Regions from separate parts of the Homo sapiens genome. Here region 2 is linked to region 1. A link is an interaction called in ENCODE POLR2A ChIA-PET data of the cell type or tissue named here. Cell type or tissue: endothelial cell of umbilical vein. All regions are shown on one strand. Links, peaks and the distances in the headings refer to the core of each region. The heading gives the core; the rest is flanking DNA. Region 1 holds the start of LOC105375522 (a long non-coding RNA gene). Region 2 overlaps MTPN (myotrophin).

Region 1 (12,153 bases), core at 2,778-10,777:
TGAAATCTAATGTGTATTTCACACTTATAGCACTTCTCAAGTCACACCAGCCCTGTTTCAAGTACCTGATAGCTCCATGCAGCCAGTGGCTCCTGTATCGGGCAGTGCAGAGCTAGAAGGTGAGAGGGCAGGCTCTGGGGCAAGATGCCTGTCTTTGTATCCCAGCTGTGCCACTGACTAGCTGTGTGATATTGGTGGAGTTCCCTCATCTCTCTTGGGCTTGATTTTCTTCATCTATAGAATGGGGACAATAATAATTTCCTCTCATAGGGTTGTTTCAAGGAATCAATGCATTTTTTTTTAAGATAAAACATTTTGCTTTATTTTTCATTTGCCACATGCATATCTTGACTGTTTACACAGTTATCATTCAATGTAGATACACAATTAATTGCTAAGAGAGAAATTAAATGCATTGCTGATGAATTTATTTTATTTACTTCATTCCAATAAGAAAAGCCACCATTCTTGAGGGGCTCACGGTTCTTTTCCATTTTCCTAACCCTTGAGTATACAGGGAGTAATCATACCTACACTGTCTCTGTTTCAAAAGGTGGTCGTAGATCTCAGCCAGGTAAAAATTTGAGATTTGACAATATTCCAAGTGTAAAGGGTTTTGATTTGGAAATAGGTTCTGTATTAAAAATGGCATAAATGATTATTTTTCTTCTTTATGCTGCAGCACTTTAACTTGTAATTTCTTTTTTTTTTAATTATTATACTTTAAGTTTTAGGGTACACGTTCACAATGTGCAGGTTAGTTACATATGTATACATGTGCCATGCTGGTGCGCTGCACCCACTAACTCGTATCAATGCATTAATACGTATAAATGTTGAGAATAATATCCGGTACATAGTAAGCATTGAATATATGTGAGCTCTATACACATGAAGAAACAGGCTCAGAGAAATCTATGTGATTTCAGAGCCCGCATGCAAAACCACTCCCCTCGCTTGCCTTAAAGCCTTATATTTTAGGAACTCCTTATTGGAGTGCTGGTAAACCAGTTCTAGAGGGGTGGGGAGAAACTTTCATTTGTAGTGCCTGCCAATTCCCCTGGTGAAAATACTCATGGCTGATTTCAAGCTACTGATACTTTAACAAGTGGCTTGCAAAGTTTCTGAAATATTAACAATCGGCTCTCAGGAAGTCCGTAAGAGCTGGCTCCAACACACAATGGCCTCTACTCATCAGATTAGTCTTACTGGCTCTAACTATCTTTGCTTCTGGTGTAATGTTTTCTTTTTGTACTTTGTAAATCTGCAAGGATTGCCCAAAGGACCTAGCACGGGGTAGCAAGCACCCTGCAGTTGCCCATTGAATACTTGTTGATTGATGCTGAAGCCAAGAAGACTCAGGCCTCCCTGCTGTCCTGCCGACACTCTTGTGAGTGAGGACGATGGACGTGGCTTGCCAGGCCATGGGGAATCCAGGACCAGAAATCACCATTTTGGCCTCCAGTCCCAGACTTTTCGAATCTGTAGGCTCAAATCTCCAAATTGTCACCTGCTAATTACTAAACTGGGGTGAGGATTAGCTTTTGGACTTGGGCTGGGAATGAATGTGTTTGTAACTAATTTCATTTCCTAAGATGATGAGTCAGGCCTTCTCTCTCACCACTACACCTTGGCACCAGGAGGCGAACATCTACAGCTTCTCAAGGGGCCTGATTGAAGTCTCGGGAAGGCCTGGCCTAGTATACAGTACTGATTTTTTTCTCTCCCCATGTTTTCCTTGTTCCCGCTACGATCCTGAGTGCACTGGTTGAGACTGGTAAGGAAATGAATAACACTGCCTTTTGTAGCAGAGCACAGTAAAATCATGACAGTGGAGCTTCTGAGAGCTATTGATTATGTAAGGAATACTTTAGGGGGAGGTGTTCTACTGAAGGCAATAGTTGTCCAATACATCTTCACTCTGAACTCCCACTACGCCTACCTGTATTTCTGTTTTTTTTGAGACAGAGTCTCACTCTGTCATCCAGGCTGGAGTGCAGTGGTGCGATCTCTGCTCACTGCAAGCTCTGCCTCCTGGGTTCACGCCATTCTCCTGCCTCAGCCTCCTAAGTAGCTGGGACTACAGGCACCCGCCACCCCGCCTGGCTAATTTTTTTTGGTATTTTTTAGTAGAGACGGGGTTTCACCTTGTTAGCCAGGATGGTCTCGATCTCCTGACCTCGTGATCCACCCGCCCCAGCCTCCCAAAGTGCTGGGATTACAGGCATGAGCCACCATGCCCGGCCCGCCTACCTGTATTTCTTAGTCAATTTTCCAGCTTAGTTACATCTACCATTTACTGAGTTCTGACTACACATCTCATTTTATGTCATTCAGTTTTCCCAGGAGTTCTATTCGGTAGATACTAAAATAGGGTCCATTTAACATATGGCAACCTGAAGCTTAGAAAGGATAAGTAACGAGGGTCACACAACTACTGTATGGTAGACACTTCCATATGCTGCCTAGCAGGGGCTGAGATGAAAATGAGAAAACCAGGCCGGGCACAGTGACTCACACCTGTAATCCCAGCAATTTGGGAGGCCAGGGCGGGAGTTCAAGACTCCTGAGGTCGGGAGTTCAAGACCAGCCTGGCCAACATGGTGCAACCCCGTCTCTACCAAAAATACAAAAAATTAGCCAGGCATGGTGGCGGGCACCTGTAACCCCAGCTACTTGAGAGGCTGAGGCAGGGGAATCGCGTGAACCCGGGGGCGCAGATTGTAGTGAGCCAAGATCGCGTCAGCGCACTCCAGCCTGGGCAACAAGAGCAAAACTCCATCTCAAAAACAAACAAACAAACAAAAAACCACCACCACAACAAAGAACAAACAAACAAAAAAAACAAGAAAACCAATAAAGTGGCTGTGGCTTCTAGACATGGGAAGTGCAATGCATTGGAGGGAATTCTGGTCTGGGCCCTTCTCATGGTAATGCGGGGGAAGATTCTGCTCTCTCTGAGGCAGAATCACAAAAGTGGCTCAGTCAATACCCTTTTGTTTGTCCTTCACTCATTCATTCATGCATTCATTCATCTAGGTTTTGAAAATCTCCTCTGTCCCAGCAGCAGGTATACACCACATCAAATAAGACAGATCCCCTGCTGTCAAGAATCTTCATAACAATGGCGGCAATAGACTCCGCTGCAGATATCCAGAGCACATGATGTTACATTTAACGCTGGAGGATTCTCATGTAGAAAGTGAGAGGGAGAGAGGTGTCGGGGAAGGCTTCTTGGAGGGGTTGAAATCTGAATTAAGTGTTTAGAGATGCATTGGATTTAACTAGGTTGTGGGAGAAGGAATGGTGAGGGAGCGGACAACCTGAAAAACAGCATGAGGGGAGAGACAACTTGATGTAGGTGCAGAACCTCATGCCATTTAGCCTTACTGGAAGATCAAGTAGGAGCAGGAAGCAGTGGGAGGCTGTCTGGTGGGACAGGAAGGCCTGGTGGAGAGTCATGGGCTACAATGTGCACTGCACTCTACTGGTCACTGGGAGTCCTGGAGGGTCCCAGCAGGTGGGTGGGGTGCTTGGCTTTATGGTTGGCTGTGCCGTGGAGGGTGGATTTGACAGGGTTGGAGACCAGTCAAGAAGCTGCCAAGCTCTAGGGACAGATAATAAAGACCTGAATCAGGGCAGGAGCCAGTGGTAAGGAGAGGAGGCACGGATTTAAGAAAGATTGAGGACATAAAATCAGAAATGTGCAGATGTCTGAGAGCAGGAGATGGGGTAGGAGAGAGGGAGCAGACAAGAAGGTCTGGCCAGGGGCGGTGGCTCATGCCTACAATCCTAGCACTTTGGGAGGCCAAGGCGGGAGGATTGCTTGAGCCCAGGAGTTTGAGACCAGCTTGGGCAACATGGTGAGACCTCTTCTCTACAAAACATAAAAAAATTTAGCAGGGTGTGGTGGCATAGGCCTGTGGTTCCAGCAACTTGGAAGGCTGAATGGGGAGGATCACTTAAGCCTGGGAGATCAAGGCTGCAGTGAGCTCTGTTCCCACCACTGCATTCAAGCCTGAGAGACAGAGTGAGACTGTCTCAAAAAATAAATAAATAAATTTTAGGGGTATCCCCAGCCTAGTTGGAGAGCTCAGGAGCAGGGCCTTATGGTTTCTGTGGAGAAAGCTTGAGAGCGAGGCGAGTGCTGGGCATTGCTACGACTTGGTTTCTACAGAGGTTTGCTTCCTCTTTGCCCTCGGATATAAGCTGCTGTTCTCTCCCTACCTGCCTGGGGAATGGCTCTTGCTCTGTAATTGGAGGGATCTCTTCTGCATTGGGTTCTCTGCTGTGGCCTGCAGCTGTGGGGATGGCAGATGGCAGAAATTCTTTTTGGAGAGAAGAGTCACTTGTGGATTGGGGTATTCCCATCATTGGAGGGACATACGGACACAGTGACAGAACTCTTCTGGGTTTTCTCCCTTAGCTAACAAGACACCTAAGATCCCCTCTTTGGTTGACTTCATTCATGGGTAAATGAATGTTTCCAAACTAGAAACAAGATTGACTTGGAGTTCTGTCTCCATCATGCTCCTATTCATTCATTTACAGTCTTGCGGCACTGTTCTGTTTCCCTCATGAGGAGAGGGAAAGGAGTCCTGGGTTTTTAAGCGTTAGGACGTTTGTGTCCAGCTTCAAGCCCTCCCCTCTGGCTCAGTCCCCAGGTTCTGAGTCCTGTGAAGCCTCCCTTTTTGTCTGTGCAGCCAGCACCTTTGGCTGGATTCTATTTTAAGGCTGTAAGTGAGGTAATTGGGTATGACAACACAAACACAGCTGTAATTATGAAGTGCCAGCCTCCAAAGCAGAGAAGTCATCTGGCCCTCAAGGGTTGCCAGCATACGACTCGGTGATACGTGCGCGCCTCTGCCAGGCCGGGCCAGAACATCCACCTGCAACGTGGAGTCCACTGTGTATAGCATGTTCTGCGCCAGATCAAATAATCATTGGGGCAATTCAGTTCCTGTGTCTACGTGAGGCTTGAATATTGAGTTGTTGTTGCCAGCCCCGCTAGCCAGAGCAGTGATTCAGGAAAGTAAATGCTGGACCACCAATGGATGGGCCAATTGAACAAAGTGGGCCAGGTCTTTTCTCTGATGGAAACACCAACTGCCCTGGTGGAGCCTCTTAAGCCGTGTTTAGGTGTCCCTAAAGCATCTGCAATGCAATCAGTTCAGCTTCTGGGCTTTGCACAGACCGAATGCCTGCGTAATCTCCACTCCAGATGCAAGTGCTTTGTCTAGGGGAGGACAGGGAGATAAAAATTGCAGTTTTATTTGACTTGTCCCAAAGCCTTGGATCTTTGTATTTTCAGTTTAAAAATAACCGAGTTACACCCTTTGCTTATAGGTGCTTCTTTGTTTTTTTTGGCGGGGAGGGGTTTGAGGGAGGTTGCTAAAACAGGGACATGGTGTGAGTAGAAATTTAGATGGAACACATTCTAGATGGTCCCACCTACCTCTCAGGCTTTTAAATTTTACTAATGATGCTACCAATTTCTTCCTCAAAATTATCCCCGTTCTCTTCAGACAACAAACATCCACTGGTGTCTACCATGCACAAACCACAGTAGGGCAAACGTAGGTGGTGGCAGTGCCCTCAGAGATTACAGTTTTTTCCTTCGTTAGCAAAAGGAACTGCCAATCAGTTTCCGTAGAGGCCAAACTAGAAGGGCGTGCCAGGGCAGATGTTGTGACTTCCTTATTTGCTAAAGAAGGCAGGCAACAGACCTGGAGAAAAGATGCAAAATGATTTCTTTGAGAAGCCTCTTTGGGTATGAAAAGCTCTGGGGAGAAGGTGGTGTAATGTACACAGGGACTCCCAGAGCATTCTGGGAAGGGAGGGCAGGGCATTCACTTCATCAGTCAGGATCTACAAGCTTCCACCATTTTAACAAATGACCCCGAAGTTCCAAGGGCTTACAACAAGAATCAGTAGAGGTTTATTTTTCATGCATGCAATGTATTCATCCTGGGTTGGCTATGGCTTTCCTCCATGTTGTCCTCATTCTGGGACCTGGGCTAATGCAGCAGCTTCTATATGAAGCACTGCTTGGTCATCATGGCAGAGGGAAAAAGGGTCAAGTAAACCATGCTCTGGCTCTCATAATTTCTGCTCAGAAGTGACACACATTCCACATTTCCATCCCCCCTGCCCCCAACCCATTTTAATGGCTAAAGTAAGTCACAGGGCAGTTTCTGAGTCCAGCAGGGCAGGGATGTATACTTCTGCCACAGCATGGAAAGCTGGCATCATTGGTGAACAGGAATACAATCTACTATAGGCATTTACACCCTCCCCTGTGATTCAGAACTAGGGAGATCTGTTGTGAATGGGCATCTGATTGGCTCCAACTGTGGCCAGTGGCAGAGACAGGCAACTGGATCCCCAGAATGAAGTTACTAGGAGGTTTGAGGTGGTTAGACTGATGGATACTTAGACAGGGAGAGCTGATAAATCCACCTGACTGAGGCAGGAGAGAAGGGAGAAATGGTTCTGGATCTGTGAGGTACTTGCTGAACCCCATCCCGATCCAGGTCTCTTGGGGTCTGCTCACCCAGGGAAGTAGCTGAAAGAGTCCTTGTGGGAAGGGGCTTAGATCTTTAGCGTAGTTTTCTTGACTGAGCATAGCCCTGGAGGGTCACTACTGTGGCTTCCAGGGAGTATGTTGTCTATCTTGACTACATACCCAGCTACCAGCCTGCTGCTGTTGTTGGCAGAGCTGGATAGGGATGAATAAGTTTTGATCCCTCTCTGACTTCTCATTTCCTTTGCATTTTTTCCTCCCATTTCCTATCTATCTTACCTACTGGTAAGAATGCAGGTACTTTTGGATATATAAAAGCAAAGGAGTTGGAATTTTGTAAAATACAGAATTAAATAAAAATATAGGATTTCCGGCTGCTACCAGCTTTTGAAGGCTCAAACCTTGCATCTGGGACCTGCTTGAAGTATGCTGTTTACGCTGCAAACTATAAAGAGGGACATCTCTGTTACATAAACATGGATAAGTCACAGTTCCTCAAAAAATTAAGACCTCGAGGGCTAGAAGTATAATTTGGAAAAAACCTCAAAATCATAGCAATATTTGCTCAGATGTTAAGTATGAGAGACAAACAAACCCTCTGTACTAATTGACTGAGATGTTGGGGATGTTTGTTGCAGCACCTAGCCTGCCCTGACTAATACACTGTGTCTGTGTGTGGTGGGAGTTGGGTCAGAGAGGTGGAGTTGGTGGGGCAACAGAAAGGAGTGATTCCAGAAGGAATTTTCCAGAATGGAACGTTCCCTGAGGTAAGCATCTTGGCTGCTGTCTGGCTGGATTACATAGAAGGAGAGGACTTCGTGCAGCCTGTAGTGAGGGAGTGGTTGGTGTCTTGGCAAGTTAATCCCACCTTCTTGCCTGAACTCTTGCCAAATGGGATTCGATGAATGGATGTGAACATATGCTGTGATTTGCAATAAGAGGCTGGCGGGCTTGTGCCCAGAGCCAGTGGGTGCCTGGACTGGGGACTCAGGAGAAATAGTCAGGGAGGAGTTGGAAACTCCTGTTCCTGCTCCCGGCAGGCTTCGGGAAGACGGGCTAGTTATGCAGAGAATTTCCTGCCTTTGCAGTTCTTCTTGCCAATAACCACAGCTTAGCAAATTCACCTCCTGGCCACTTTTGGTGAATTTTTAAAAAATATCTCAGAAACTCTTTTTAGGTTTGCCTTTAAAATTTAAATCCAGTCTAGGACTGGGTCATTTCCGAATCAGATTTTGGGTAAATAACTGACAACTGGCTTATTTTCATCCACGACGAAAATGGAAGAAACTCCTTTTCTTTTCCTCTTAATTTAGAAATGCCGGGGAAAGAATTTGTTCTTGAAAGAACAAGAGGTGGGTGGAGGGCGGGGAGAGGTTAGAAAAAAATACCCTGGTTTTCAGATGACGCCTCCAGAGCCCTGGCTGGCCGGGGCTGATTGGGGTGGGTGAGGCTGTCAGGAGCTGATTCTACACAGTGTTGTCATTTTAAGAAAAGGGCGAGACCAGCTTAGGGAAAGGAAGGGAAAGGAGTCAAGCATAATGACAGACAAGCACCACCCCTGCCTGTTGTGAGGATGAGAGATTGGCAGCTCAGGGACTACCACTGCTCATTAGGATCCCAGGGAGGAATTTCATTCCCTACCTTGGTAAAGCCAAGTGGGTGGGGTGAGGGAGGTTCGGGTCTTGATGTGAAGGATCTGGAGAAAATAATGGTGCATTAGGCCAGCTGGAGAGCAGATAAGGTCTTCCTGGGCTATATGTGGGGTAAGGTGAGGAACCAATAGTACCTAAAGGTGGGATACAGGAATCTGAATGGCTTGAGTATAAAGGCTGTTTAGTTGTAACAGCTACATCTGTGTGTCCTCTCCCCATTCCCCCATCCCCTTTTCTTTTTTCTGTGAACTCATAAAGAGCCTTGGAGATCGGCAGACAGGAGACCAAGTAGGAAAAGGGATAGAAGAGGAGGGGAGAGGAGAAGAGAGATCAGGGCTGAGCCAAGAGGGATGAGAGAAGACAGAGAGGGGATGGGATGGAATCTGTGTGCCTCACCGCCCTGTCCATAGTATTTTTGGTTGCAGTCTTAGGTGTGATGAGGGTAGGACTTCAGTGTTTGGATGGTATACACCATTGGCTGAAAAGTGAAATAACAGGCACTAGAACTTAGAGAAATCATGCTTAGATTTATTCTGAGCCACACTTGAAGACGGAAGCCCAGGAACACAGACTCAGTATAGACTAAGAATGTGTCTCTAAGTGGGTTACAGGAGGCACAGTATAGATACATTTCCTAATGAGGGATAGGCGTGGCACAGAAGGTGGGAGAAAGGAGGAGGGAAGCAGTAGTTGAATTTTTGTGATTCTGATTGGTGCTCGGTGACACTGTCCATAAGATAAGGTAAATATATGGTGGAGCGGGTAGGAGAAAGGTTAGGTGCCTTAGGGTCTGGTGGAGGGCAACTCTTTGCATCCTGTCTTTGTTCTACAGCTGATAAACAGGTTTATAACCAGTACCTGTCAGTGAAGTATGTAACAAACTCCAGTTACACAGGCAAGAAGTCAGCTTTAGTTTACAGGCCTAGGTTTTATTACCTACATGTCTGACTACAGCCATCGTGGGCCATTGTGCAAATTTTCTTTTGAATTTTCCTTTTTTTAGACATCATACAAGATGTTAGGTGCCACAATAATGGTGACTCCAACCTTTGGCTTTGGGAGTTCAGTCCTTGTGGCTGAATGAATATTTGTTGAACAAATCTTAAGGCAAAGTTTTTTTTTAAATAAATATATCATTAAAATGATTGTTTCCAATCTTTTATTTTCATGTCCAGGAAGAGTATAAAAGACCCTTTGTCTGGGTTAAATAGAAGACTGACGGTGTGATGGAGTGTGTACTGCAGTTCGGCTCACCAGGTATGGTATAGACTCATTAGAGTTAGCATTAGACGAAATGAAAATCTGAATACAATGGGTGGTAGGAATTCACTGCAGGATCTGAAAATTCTGAGAAATGCTTTGGAGGCCTGGTAAATAGTCCATTGTGGGCTTCATTCTTTCCCACCTATCTCAAGAAAGAAACCACCGTTGCTTTCCATGGAAGAAAAAAGGATTGAAATGAAGTAGTTATATTTATTTACATTCCACCATTTCTTCTGGTCACTCCCAAGTTGCTTCCAGTGCGCAGAACAGGAGAGCATCTTTCATTTGGAAATAGGTGCCATCTTGTGAAGAGATATGAGTATGTTTTTTGTGCTTGAATAAGTTCTCTAGTCTTTGTCGGTGAATTTATAGAGGCAGGGGTTGTTTCTACATGGAAACAACCACTCTCTGTATTACAGTTCAGAGAAAATTTTAGAATTCATGCAAGCAGGTGCTTAACAGCAGCTCTTAGAGAAGACATTGAATTAGAGGATTTCATGTCTGAAAAGATCTTTGAGGTAATTTAATAAATACTTCTTTCTATCTCAACTTCTGGGAGCTTTGGAGAATGACTTTTATTAGAGTTTGTTTGAAGGGGAATTAAAATAGGCACATGTTTTGAGACAAATTAACAAAAAATTATCCCTATCCAATTCATATCTTTAGGATAAATATATTACAATAACCAAAAACTGAAAATAATCAAAATATCCATCAACAGAACAATGGATAAACAGAATGTGATATATTTATACAGTGAAATACTACACAGCAATCAAAAAGGACAAATTACTGACACAATGTGGATGAACCCCAAATACATTATATTGAAGAAAACAATATGAGGTTGATAATAAGAAGTTCAAGAACAGGCAAAACTAATTTATGGTGACAGAAGTAGAAAAAAACCTGGTTATTTCTTGAAGTGGCTATCAACTGAAATAGGGTTCGAGGACACTTTCTAGAACAATGGGAACGTTTTATATCTTCATCTGGGAACATGATTCTTGGGTATATACATATATAAAAGTCATTAAGCGGTGTACTTAAGATTTGCACATTTTACTTAATGTAAATCATACCAACCCTGCCGCCTCCAGAAAAACCCCCAACATCCCAAGCAATGAAAACATACAGAGTGGGAAATATTTGTCTGATTTGGAACTTTTATTGTTGATAAGTTCAGTGAAGCACATTTGATAGAAGTTCCCCTTGACTAGCAGTTTAAATAACTTGGGCATATTACTTAATGTCTCTGGGTTGTTTTTCTTTCTTTCTTTCTTTCTTTCTTTCTTTCTTTCTTTCTTTCTTTCTTTCTTTCTTTCTTTCTTTCTCTCTCTCTCTCTCTCTCTCTCTCTCTCTTTCTTTCTTTCTTTCTTTCTTTCTTTCTTTCTTTCTCTCTTTCTTTCACAGCAGTTCATTTGTTCATCACACACAGGATCTGCTACCTAAGGTGGCACTGGTGTAGCAGGGGAGAGGACACGAAGATACTCCAGTTGCCATCCTTGATGCATTTCTGCCAAGACAGAGAGCCCAATAACACCAAACTCAGTGTCACTGCCAAGACCAGCCCTGCCCTCATCTCCAGCCCTGCCCTAGTCTCCCTTTTTCTGCCTTTCTGGTTACAGCAGCACCACAGCAGCATTGAAGAGGCCTCTGTTCAGGCCCAGGCAGGAGCGCGTCTTGTGGGGACCTGGCTTCCCCTGGTCTCTGTAGCTGCTCTTGTCCTCCAGCCGGCTGGCTCAGAAAAGCTCTTTCTGTTTGGTGACTAAGCCTGAAGCCACGGCGGGGGAGAGAGAGAGAGTGTGAGAATTTGAGGGCACCAGATCCCTACCCAGTCCCCAGAGCCTAAAATATGTGGCCAAGAATTGAAGTTTTTTGTCCTCAGGGAGAAAAATGACGAAGGTCCTCCCTGAGGCAGCCCCACAGACAGATAAAGAGACACTACTCCTCCCCGGCCCAGCCCACCAGCCTACACCACAGGGACAGCACAGTGTCTCCCCACCCTGTCCTTGCCACAGGCCCCCCAAAGGGAGAAAAGTGGCATTTGTGGTTTGGACCTAGTCACAGGAACAGCATCCGGGTAATTTTCCATCTCTTCATTGACTCAAAGGCTTCCTCCGGACACAGGGAGGCAGAGCAGTTAAGTAGTTCCTGTTTGCTGATGAGAAAACTCCAAAGATGGAAGTGTCCTAACTCAGGGTCCTCGGGCAGAGGTCATGCTTGCCCTTCCTGAGTGAGACTCCAGATCAACACAGGAAACTAGTTTATCTCCTTGACCTGGAGTGGAGTAAACAGTCTTTGGCCAAGGCATTCTCCTCTCGGAAGCAGGGTTCAGTGAAAGCATAAATATTGGCCCAAGAAGACCATAGCTTCTTAGGCTAGAATGGATTTAGAGATCAGAGACTCTACATCTATTTTATAGATGAGGAAACTTAAGCCAAGTGAGGCGAAGTAACTTGCTTAGGAGCAAAAGCCAATCAATGACACAACTATGAAAAGAACAAAAGTGATCAAGTCGGCTCAAATTCCAGAGATGACCAGACAGAGCTGACTACATCATATTTTATCCCACTAGATGAGGGTTCTCAACCTCAGCACTGTTGACTTTTGGGGCTAGATAATTCCTTGTTGTGGGACCGTCCTATGCACTGTGGGATGTTTAACAGCATCCCTCGCTTCTACCCACTAGAAGCCAGTAGCATCCCTCACCCC
Region 2 (12,153 bases), core at 3,292-11,291, 170 kb after region 1:
TGGGGGCAGGTTTTTCCCGTGCTGTTCTTCTGATAGTGAATAGGTCTCACGAGATCTGATGGTTTTAAAAAGGGGCATTCTCCTGCATATGCCCTATTGCCTGCCACCATGTAAGACATCCCTTTGCTCTTCCTTCATCTTCCACCACGATTGTGAGGCCTCCCCAGCCAAGTGAAACTGTGAGTTCATTAAACCTCTTTCCTTTATAAATTACCCAGTCTTGGGTATGTCTTTATTAGCAGCATGAGAACGGACTAATACAGTAAGTCTAGTTGAAATCGGGCTCACTGATGCTGCTCATCAAACTCTTGATTATTCTGTGGAGGTCTGGGTGGTCTTACTTATACCTTATTAGACCCATTAAGCATCCTCAGGAGAGGGAAGCAGGGGATAATGAGAATCTTTATATTTCATTTCCATTGGATGGTGATATGGTTTGTCTTTGCGTCCCCACCCAAATCTCATCTCAAATTGTAATCCCCATGTGTTGAGGGAGGGACCAGGTGGGAAGCGATTGCATCATGTGGGCAGTTTCCCCCATGCTGTTTTTGTGATAAGGAGTAAGTTCTCACACGACCTGATGTTTTATGAGGGTTTGGCAGTTCCTCTTTCTCTCTCCTGCCGCCTTGTGAAGGTCTTTGCTTCCCCTTCGCTTTCCACTGTGATTGTAAGTTTCCCGAGGCCTCCCCAGCCATGTGGAACTATGAGTCAATTAAACCTCTTTCCTTTATAAGTTATCCAGTCTTGGGTAGTATCGTTATAGCAGTGTGAGAACAGACTAATACAGAGAGATATAGGTATAGTTACTGGTGTTAGAATTATCTCTGGGCCTCTGGGCCTCTGGGAAACACTTTACAACTTGGCCAACTGTGAGCACAAGAAACATGGACAAGTTCTTTCAGGATGCAAGTTCGTCTGTGTGCTAAGGACTGATGTCTCTCAATGTGTGCAGGGGAGAACATAACACAGTGTGGAGGAAGGAAGTGCTCCTCCTCGGTGGCCGGCCCAAGCACACCTCCTGCGGCCCAGCATCCTGTATTTGGAATCTGCTTCCACACCATCTCCTTTGACATAATGAGCCCACAGCCTTATGAAAGCATACATGTGCTTTCTCGTTCACAAGCAGACAACTTCAGAGGGAAAGAGTGGGAGCAAAATACAGATGTGATTTTTGGCAAAAAGGTTGTCAAGTTCATTCACTACGTGGCAAAACTCTAAACAAAATCCTTCCCTAAAAATGTGTCAGGAAACACGAGGCAATCCTTAACCCAAATAAAGAACTGTGGCAAGAGAAAAATAATAATAAACAAAGATACTTTCTCTTTGTTTAATCCTTTGTAACTTAGCAGGCATATTAAGCAATGTATTTGACTCTCGTAATAAAAATCAAGACTATTTCAGGAAAATGGAAATAAATTTCATCAAATGAGAATGTTCTGGGCCACAGGTATGTGATTTTTAAAAAAACTTCCTAATTTTTAACGAGTGAAACTTCACTTCCTTTTGAAGTTATGCCTTTTCAACTTTCTGAAATAAAGGAGTTTAAACTTTTAAAGGGTAACCTACCTGGGTCATACAACCAAAACATTCTGCATTTGGTTTGGTTATCCTCAGAGAGGAATTCCTTGTTCTCCTCAGCACCATCAAAAACCACAGCAATACTTTTTCCCCTGGCTGTGGTCAAGGGGTGGCAGCTGTCCAGGTTTTAACTAGGGTTTTTATTGATTATTACCATTATGGAAAGAATTGCTAACAATGACATGAAACGAGATTTAAACTCATAGCTATAGAACAAGATGAACTACAGGATTTATGCAATGGTACATTCAAAAAGAAAAGGAAGGAGTGAGAAAAAAATGAAAACCAATCCCTATTACCCCTGTGCTTAGGGAGACGAGGAGATATTGGAAAACACAGCTGCTTGGTGTGATAAAGCCTGGGGACCACGTTCCTGTTCCATAAGATTGCCAAACGCAGGTGCAGCTCTCTTCCTGGATCTGAAGTATTAGTAGGTCGCTGCAGAGACCTGGGAGAGCTGGGCTTCTGTCTCCTATGTGGTCCCATGAGGGCAGTCCAGTTAGAGAGCTCTGGAGTAGAACCCATCAGGGTGGGGACCCGCTGCTGGCCCCTGATGAGTGAGTGCACCACAGCACAGAGAGATGGCTGGGGACCTCACTTCTCAGGCCACCCTGCAGGAGATGCACTAGCAAGGGCAGGCCATTCCCGGAAGGCTTGCTTAACCTTTCCTCTGGTCCCAGTGCTGCTGCTGTCTGCCACCTTCCCTTCTGTCACTCAGCCTGCGTCAATGTTGCAACCCCATAAATTGAAATAGGGAAAAGATCTAACCACGTGGAGCTTAGCTCTCTGAGGCTACAACATTGCATTCAAATGTAAACACTGTGAGAGGCACACACCTGAGTAAGACGTAGGCACTTACACTCCAAGAGCAGGTGGCTCCTCTCTGCCATCCCATCTAGTTTGTCTGTTTCCTTCCAGCATACATCATGACTTGTAATTATTTTATTTACAAATAGATATTTTTTCCCCTCTCCTACTAGGAAATAAGCCCTACGTGGCAGGAGTCATGTCAGAAATGCTGTATTTATTGCAACATCTATAGTGCCCACACGGGGCCTGGCACACATTTAGACACTCCGTGGATATTTCTCTTTCTCTCTCTCTTTTTTTTTTTCGAGACAGAATCTCAGTCTGTTACCCAGGCTGGAGTGCCGTGGTGCAGTCTTGGCTCACTGCAACCTCTGCCTCTCAGGCTCAAGCGATCCTCCCCGCTTGGCCTCCCATGTAGCTGAGACCAAAGGTGCACACCACCATGCCCGGCTAATTTTTTTTATCTTTTATTTTGTAGAGACTGGGCTTCACCATGTTGCCCAGGGTGGTCTTGAACTCCCGGGCTCAAATGATCCACCTGCCTTGGCCTCCCAAAGTGCTGAGATTGCAGGTGTGAGCCACTGCACCCAGCCTTGAATATTTGTTGAATGAATGAGCTTACAATGTAGAGGCTGACTATCCTCACCATCTACCTCCATTAAATGCATTACAAGCTGAAATGGCCCAAGTTCGTTTTGTAGCTGTATTTTTTTGTAGCTGTTTGTTTTGTAGCTGTATATAGTAGAAATTTTGGTTCTCTTTATTATTTATGTTCCACAAATCATGCGTCTCCTTTCCCTGCCCTTAAACTTCTCTCTTCCTTCTCAGTCCTGTACCTGGGGGCAATTGTTAGCTTCTGGGGTGACCATGGGCTAGTGTGGACCTCAAGGGAGCTGCTTTGAAATGACTGCATGGGTCTGGGTTGAGAGAGGAAGTGCTGATATGAAGTGAAAGCATGAAGTGTTAGGGACCCCGTGCTGCTGTACTGTTCGGGACGCCACCTGCATACTCACACCTTGCTGGCCATGGACAAGGCTCACTTGCCTTCTCCTCCTCCAGCAGGAAGGCCAACAGGCTTGTCCTGTGGTTAGCCTGGGACTCTTGGCGAGGATGTCAGCACCGTGGCTTGGCTTTGTTCCACGATGTCCTGCTCCCTCTTTGCACCCCACAACTGCTATTTAAGCCAAAACCTTTTCTCATTATTATAATAATTTGCCTTAAAGTCACTGGCTTGTCAGTTACTTGGCTCATACCAGCTATATTAGTCCATTTTCATACTGCTGATAAAGACATACCTGAGACTGGGTAATTTATAAAGATTAAGAGATTTAATGGAATCACAGTTCCATGTGGCTGAGAAAGCCTTACATCATGGTGAAAGGTGAAAGGCACGTCTTACATGGTGGCAGGCAAGAGAGAATGAGAGTCAAGTGAAAAGGGAAACCCCTTATAAAATCATCAGATCTCATGAGACTTATTCACTACCATGAGAACAATATGGAAACCGCCCCCATGATTCAATTATCTCCCACTGGGTCCCTCCCATAACACATGGGAATTATGGGAGCTACAATTCAAGATGAGATTTGGGTGGGGACACAGCCAAGTCATATCACCAGCAAATCCCTACCAGCCTTTGAATCATCCAGCAGGCAGAAAGAAAAATCTACAAGGATGTGAGAGACTCTATTCTGTCTGGGTAGATAGGGATAAAAAGGATTCCACAGAGAGAAACACGAGAGTTGGTTATTTACAGGACCTAACCATTCCTAGATGGAAGGCAAAGGTTTTTGTTATTTAATCTATTTTTCTTTCCTTCAAGAGTTTAAAGAAAAGGAAATCCTGGGTCCTTAATGGTATTTGCTTGTTATCTCATGGGTATCATTTTTTGGGTCATTTTTAATATTTAGACATATTTTCCTGTCTGTAGGTGATGCTCCTAATTTCTCATCAGACATCCATCAGCTAGGGCACTGTGTCAAGTGTTGCATAAAAAAACTGTGCCTAAATCTGGTGGCTTAAAGTCACCTCTTTGTATTTGTTCATGGTCTGCAGTTTGGACTGAGCTCAGCTGCTGGTTCTCCTTCTGGTCACTCATGCTGCTGCAGTTATCTGGGGATTGACTGAGGCTAGATGGTTCAGGACGGCCCCACTTACATGTCCGGTGGTTAGCTGGGGCTGTTGGCTGGGACACCTCAGTTCTTCATGTGGCCTCTTCTGCAGTGTGACTCCAGACTTCGTTCCATGCTAAGATCCAGGAAGGCAAGCTCTAATGAGGAAGCACTTGTCAAGCTTCTCCCGGCTTCATGTTTGGTGGGCCAAGCAAGTCACACAGCCAAGATCAAGAGTGAATATACAAAGGGATTATGTAAGGACACAGATACCCATAGGCATGATTCACTGGGGACCATTATTGTAACAGTCTACTTCAGGCATAAAGAGTGGTGTGTTATTAATGGGTTTGGCCTTTCATTTGCTTCAACTAACTCATTACATTCTTTCATGATTTTGCTAACCCCTCTGTAACGAGGTGCTGGCCAATCCTTGGGAGTATTTCTCAACCTATGCCTTCTAAACATCTATATCTTGGGGTTGGCAAACTTTTTCTGTGAAGGGCCAGATAATAAATATTGTGGGCTTCATGAACTACATCTGTTGCAGCTGCTCACCTTTGCTGTTGAAGTGTTGGAAGCAGTCATAGGTAATATGTAAGTGAATGAGCATGGCTGCGTTCCAATAAAACTTTATTTACAAAAACAGGCAATGGGCCAGATTCGGCCTGGGGACCATGGTTTGTCAATTCTTGATTATATCACAATTTTCTAGACTGTCAAAAAAATTGTTTATTACACTAAAGTATTGTTACTTCTCAAACTTGAAAATTAAATGTTGTCTTTGTAGAACCTGATTTCATCCAGATCAATGCGTAAGATTTGTAATTGTTTAAAATCATAAGTCCATATAATATTTTCCAAGCATCTTTTAAAGAGTCTTAGAAAAAGCTGTATTCATAGAATAAAATGTAATTAGTTGATTCAGTGAGAGTTGGAGAGGCAATATAAGTGTAGAAAGCACAAACTTTATATCCAGACTGCCTGGCTTTACCACTAACTAGTTGTGTGACCATAAGCAAGTCACTTAACCTCTCATTTTAGTTTGATCATCTAAAAATAGGGATGGCAATATTCCCACCTCATAGGATTATTAGGAAGATCAAATGAGTCAGTTCACATAAAATATTTAGAATGGTCCCCAGATAATAGTAAATGTTCAGTTAAAATGGTGAAACTAACATCAAAATGTCATAAAACCCTAACTCCCTTAAGTGATAATTTTAAATAAGAATGTTATATTACAGAGTTTCTAGGTTCATAGTGTTGTGGTCTAATCTCATGAACTATTAACTGAAAAATTACCATAAATTAGTTTTGATCTGAAGACTTTCAAGCCTAATGAAATTTGACTAGCAAATCACAGAGTAGCAGTGACGTAATTAGATTTGGTAGCTTGCCACGGGGGATGTGTATAAACATACAGAACATTATTAGATACTAGGAAGAGGATATAGGTATACAAGACACTTCCAGATTTGTAAGTAAAACCTTAGAAAAATGGGCGTGGTGGCTCACGCCTGTAATCCCAGCACTTTTGGAGGCCGAGGCGGGCGGATCACCTGAGGTCAGGAGTTCGAGACCAGCCTGGCCAACATGGCAAAACCCCGTCTCTACTAAAAATACAAAAATTAGCCAGGTGTGATGGTGGGTGCCTGTAATCCCAGCTACTCAGGAGGCTGAGGCAGGGAGAATCGCATGAACCCGGGAGGCGGAGGTTGCAGTGAGCCAAGATTGCACCACTGCACTCCAGCCTGGGTAACAAAGCAAGACTCTGTCTCAAAAAAAAAAAAAAAAAAAAAAGAAGAAAAATATAGCTTATTTAAAAAAAGTCTATCTAGTAGTATTCTCAAAACCAACATCTGGTGGCTAGGAATTGTCTATGTATTATTTTCCTTTGTGTGACAAGATGCTGTTGCTACGAGTGTTGCCAGACACGTGATCCACTGTTCTATCAAAACAGTGGAAATAAGACCATCCTTGCTGCTTCAGCTGCTGAATCATAGAAGTTGCTGGAGTGGCCAGACAATGCTTTGTTTTGCTTTGTCATGTATAGCTGTGCCTGAGTATGTGTCATGATGTCTCACAGTGACCTGCATTTGACCCACGCTCAGCATTTCCTCAGTGAATTGTTGTGACTCTGTGATATTTGTCTTCACATCATTGATTTCAGTTTGCAATCAATATCAGTAGTACTTATGAGGCTCCATGGTCAATATTTGGGTACATGGACACAGGTAGCCTCATGGCTCTTCTAATAGTCTTTTCTAGGGCAGGATTTACTGAATCAAAGCTGTTTTCACATTTTACTGTATAATGGTTTTACGTCATCATTCAGAACAAACACAGTGAAATGTCTATTGAGGGCCAGGTGCTATTAAAGCTGTTGTTAAATTCTCTCTTCTCAATCAGCAATCATATTTTAAGGAAGTAAAAGCCTTGGAGAAAAATATCCCATGGCTGATGTGTGATGATCTGGCTGGTATCTGGGTAAGATCGTTGACCTGACACAGGACCTAGTTAGTTGGATAGGATGAGTGGCCACCCATAAAGAAAAACGGAGGGCAAAAGCCACTCCACTGTGCAGAGAAATTGGGACACTCCACTCCAGGGAACCTGGCCACCCCAAGGCTGCTGTTTCCAAGCCAGCAGCACACCCACTGCAGTGGGGAATCCATCTTCACAGCACACTGTGACAGCAAACGGGGCATTGGGCTGAGAAAGCAGCCTTTGACTTCCTCCCAGAGTGGCTCTGCCTGCCAGTCCTGCACCCCACAATGACCTGCATATAAAAAGCATGAGACTGCAGTTCATGTCATAGGTCCCAAGAATTCTTTACATGTCTCTCCCAGCCCTCCACTTTTTTTTTTTTCTGAGACAGTTTCATTCTGTTGCCCAGGCTGGAGTGCAGTGGTGCGATCTCGGCTCACTGCAACCTCTGCCTCCTGGGTTCAAGCGATTCTTGTGCCTCACCCTCCCAAGGAGCTGCGTGCGCCATCACACCCAACTAATTTTTGTATTATTGGTAGAGATGGGGTTTTCCCATGTTGGCCAGGCTGGTCTCAAACTCCTGACCTGAAGTGATCTGCCCACCTTGGCCTCCCATAGTGCTGGGATTACAGGCGTGAGCCACTGTGCCTGGCTTCCACCTTCCACTTTACTTTGGAATTCAAGGAAAGGTAAGGTAAGGGTAAGGCTTGAGTCTCAGGAATCCAGCTTTGGGGACATAAGGCGGAAAAACCTCCTAAGAATAACTAAGGGTCATTTTCACCAGTATTACACCTTTGGAACCATTGTTACATTTCACCCTGACTTCTTTTGGCCAGAATATACCTTTGAAACTCATTTTTAAAGATTTTCCTGGACATCTGGAGCTTCAAAACTTGGCCAGTTTTGCTACATTTCACATGTTAAAGGCTTCCATTTACTTTCTCTTTAGGAAGTCATGCCTGATGGCATCTATTTATAGGCTATTTGACTGTTTCTTGCTCTTATGGTCTTATTCAATGGTCCTCAAACTTCAGCACGCATCAGAATCACCTAGAGGGCTTGTTACAACATAGACTGTTGGGTCCAGCCCGAGTTTGATTCAGTAGGTCTTGGCTAGCGTCCAAAAGCTTGCATTTTTATCAAGCTTCCAGGTTATGGCAATGCTGTTGGTGTAGAGACCACATTTTGAGAATCACTGATGCTACAGAAAGAGAAAAAAAAAAATCTTATGGTGGTCTGGTATACTGTGCTGCATGAAAAGTCCTATGACAGCTATTCTCTAATGGCAAACTAATTTCCCTCTAAGCTCCTTCTTTCCACCAGGTGTGTGCCTTCCATCCACATATGCTGGTCTGTTCTTCAATCATTATATAAGGGGACTCTATTCCCTTTAAAATGTATTTAACCAGATTTAAACTTTCTTTACAGACCCCAATTCTTTTTTTCAGAGTGGGTCTCGCTTTGTCGCCTAGACTGGAGTGCAGTGGCACAAACACAGCTCACTCACTGTAGCCTCAAACCTCTCAGTCTCAAGCAATCCTCCCACCTCAGCCTCCCAAGTAGCTGGGTCTACAGGCACTTGCCACCATACCCAGCTAATTGTTTTTTAATTTTTTGTAGAGACTCAGTCTCCCTCTGTTGCCCAGGTTGGTCTCGAACTCCTGGGCTCAAGTGATCTTCCTTGCCTCAGCCTCCCAAAGTGCTGGGATTACAGGCGTGAGCCACTGCGCCGGTCCTAGATTCCAATTCTTAAAATGAGAACTTAAAAAAATTTCTGTAATCACTTCCACCTAAAGCCGTACATGGTCCCCATTTATACTTCAGTCAACAATGTGAAAGTTCTAAAATACAGCTTTTGCTGTAACTTAGTATCTGCACATATATATTTTTTTTCTATCACTAAAAGTAAACTGCAATAGTCTTCTGGTGCTAACAAGATTACAACACAATCAAACTGATTTTGTATTTAATTTTGTTCAGTTTTAAGGTTCAAAGTGATCACTCATCCTGAAAATTACACTCTAAAAAAGTGCTCGTAGTTGAGTTTGGGAAATGCAGATCTCCAAGAAATGTGGAGCAACTTAGATGAGCAATGAAAGGATCAGAGGTTTAACCACGACTCCATTTTCTTCAAGCCCCCTGAAGATCCTGACGATCTGGGATGTGCTGGCTACACCCTGCTCCCCGTCAACCAGGAGCGTTACTGAAGTTACAGTAAAACAATGTCAGGAGACTGACACAAAAGCAAATCCTTTCAAAGACTGGTAAGGTTTATTTCAATTAAATCTTTATGTTTTATTTTCCCTCCACTCATTTTTTTCTAGAAGTGGGATAAGATTAACTAAATGTTTGAGTCAATCAAGCTTCTGGTATAGTTGTAGAGATGACTACAAAAGGAAGGTGATAATAACTGAGAAAAATGCTGCTGACACATTAGCTGTAGCACAATTCAAGTTTATTCCATTTGTTCTTGCAACACAAAACTTAAAACACAGTATTATTTAGCATTCGGATGTACATGAACTAGGATACTTATGAGAAACCCAACTGCGTCAAAAGTATGACATTGTGGAAAAAATGAACTCAAATATATCAAAATGCACAAAGCACTAGTCTTCCTCCATTACCGCTTAGAAAGATATGATTGTTTCTCCATTTACAAAATAGAATCAGGACAATTTAAATTTTTTATATTTTGCATGCAAAACACTGCAATTGCTTATTTATGTAGGAGGGCACTCTCACCAGCTTCTTCTATACACAATTGAGTATACAATATTGCATGGAAGAAAACAGCAGCTCAACTGAAATATTAGAAAAAAAAATCAAACAGATACATACAGATTTAAAATCCAGTACTTGGGAAAAGATATCAATGAATAAAAGGCCTACTTGTTTGCAGCTTCCACACACTGCACCTACCTACTACCTCTCTTCCATGCTTAACTGGGTTTAGAAAGGTGAGCTATGCGTAGAAGAACTACTTGGGATATTCAAGTGCTGTATTTGAACGATAAGCCTATAGATAACAGTCTGAAGCTGCAAGGGAGACTTTGTTAGTACACTACTATAAACAGGTAAACTACCTGTTTGTACTTGATATAGTGCATATGAAATGACTGATTTAATACAAAACTACAGAACATGCAAAATTTTTTCTGAGATGTTAAGTATTACTTCAGTGGAGAACAAAACTTACTTAACCTTTCGCTAATGCATGTAGTACCAGAAAGCAAACATGGTTTTAGCTTCCTTTACTCAAAATATGAACATTAAGTGTTGTGAATTTGTCTGCCAAGTGGTTCAGAAATACATTATAAATAACCTAGTTAAAAAAAGAAACTGTGAACCATCTTGGTCAGTCTATTCTATTCTATGTTTATATGTTATTTTCTCAAGCAATCGCTTCATAATTATAGGGTTTACAAAAAGGTCGAGAAAGAAAAGCGAAGGCGAAATAGCCTCTACTGCATTACAAGCAACATCAGGATAAACTGTACAAAGAATCACATGGTTTCCATACCATGAATGTAGAAAGCAGACCAGGTTTAGGAATGATAGGACAATGCACTCTCTGCAATAGCCAACTACAACAAAACACTTTGAAAGTAAAGGTGAAAATTATATAAAGGGAAAAATTCAAGCCTTTAAATAGCATTATGTCAAGAGGTGAAAACAAAGGTATCAAAACACCCTGTTGCACTACGTTGATAGTTATAGACTGATAGAGTGCCCTCCATTTTCAATGAGGATGTCTCCATATTTTAGTTCAGTGATGTAATAAAGTACTGATTACTGATTTTTAACCCAACTCTTAATAGGCTGCATTAAGACAGCAAAATTAGCCAAATACAACAAAGTATTTAAACCACTACTTTGTGATTGTTTTCTTGGATGTAGGAAAATTACAGGGTTAGGCTAGTTGTAAGTGAAAAAGCCACAGGATTAAAAAAAGGACTCATGGGGAAAAATACACACACACACCCACACACACCTATACACCCACACACCCACATGCCAACCAACCAACCAACCAGCAACTGATCAGTAAAACTTGTTATTAACCAGGGTGACTGTTCTTGATAATAGATTAACCCTGCTGTAGAATGCTATGTTGCCTTTAAAAACCAATTCAATTATTATCCACAATCTGAGTATCAGTCCCTAACCCACCCTCCCCTAAAAATTTGAGGTACATTCAATTATTGCATGACTTGGTCTTAATATTTTTAGCAAGCTTATATGGATGGCAAGTCAAAGGAATCTTAATATTTTAAATGTAAGATATAAAATTTAAGCTTATATATTTTAATTAGCTGTACTGCTCATGAAATAAATATTTGGAAATATGTGTAAATATTTTCTGCAGGTCATAAGAACACCATTTTAGGGCACTGTATTCCAAGAACAGAGAATACATTTTGAAGTTGTCACACTTTATGTAATGCATGATTTATAAAAGCAACAAAAATATATTATGCAGGTGGGTTGGCATATGTTCAGCAGAAGCCTATCAACAACTCTGGGAAACCTGGTTACAAGTGTATTTTTGAAGGGATGGGGCTAAATTTGTCCAAACAGTAAATCTCACCCCAGTGATAGCTTTGGTGCAGTAAGTAATCAGCCTCCAAGATGGGTCTGAGAGAGGCATTTCAAAGAATGTTCCTTAATTCTCAACACATAACCAAGGTCAATCCATTCAAACAGCAAATAAAGAAAATCCATAGGTACTAAGATAACTGTTCTCTCTTCATATGATACTAACAGGCTTATGGCTATGATTCTATTTTTAAATCCCCTTTTACTACCAGCAGGAGTTTGAAAGTGTTTCAATGCTATATAAATGTATGAATCTAGAGGAGAAAAAAATATGCATACTGGAATGGTTTCTCCTTTAGACTTCCAAAACTTAAGATTTTATAAATAAAACTAGTCAGTTTTATCTAAAGAGACATGAAATCCATGTGAAAGGGGAGAGAAAATCCAAAGTTCAGTCATCCAGCAATTTAGGAGTGTGCCCCTCCTCACCTTAACTAAGCTTTCACATAAAGCTTAAAGTCACCGAGGAAAGATTTGGTCACCAACCTTATAGGCAGCGCTCTTAACTATGCCAGGAAATCCCCAGTAGAGTGCATTCTTAAGGCAGAAGGCTAGAGCTAATTGC

The links. ChIA-PET counts read pairs that join two places held together with the same protein. Peaks named below come from ENCODE experiments on the same cell type or tissue, not always from the same donor. Only the 100,000 strongest peaks of a DNase experiment are listed, where the experiment ranks them.
Region 2: POLR2A ChIA-PET joins it to region 1 with 14 read pairs; 2 of 35 experiments call an interaction of 5 or more read pairs at or near these places.

What each region holds. Positions count from the first base shown.
Region 1 is chr7:135,750,735-135,762,887 of GRCh38, forward strand. It overlaps LOC105375522 (a long non-coding RNA gene), which reads left to right and starts at 7,789. Exons shown (of 3, transcript XR_001745032.2): 1 at 7,789-7,875; 2 at 9,351-9,432. RefSeq lists enhancers at 2,165-3,080, 3,081-3,996. In endothelial cell of umbilical vein, for the core only: no CTCF peak of the experiment used is centred there; DNase peaks (open chromatin) are centred at 7,417 and 7,917; H3K4me3 peaks cover 411 bases; H3K27ac peaks cover 1,298 bases.
Region 2 is chr7:135,917,333-135,929,485 of GRCh38, forward strand. It overlaps MTPN (myotrophin), which reads right to left. Exons shown (of 4, transcript NM_145808.4): 4 at 9,428-12,153. Among named protein-coding and RNA genes, the nearest start is that of MTPN, 54 kb to the right of the region's middle. In endothelial cell of umbilical vein, for the core only: no CTCF peak of the experiment used is centred there; a DNase peak (open chromatin) is centred at 6,529; H3K27ac peaks cover 2,374 bases.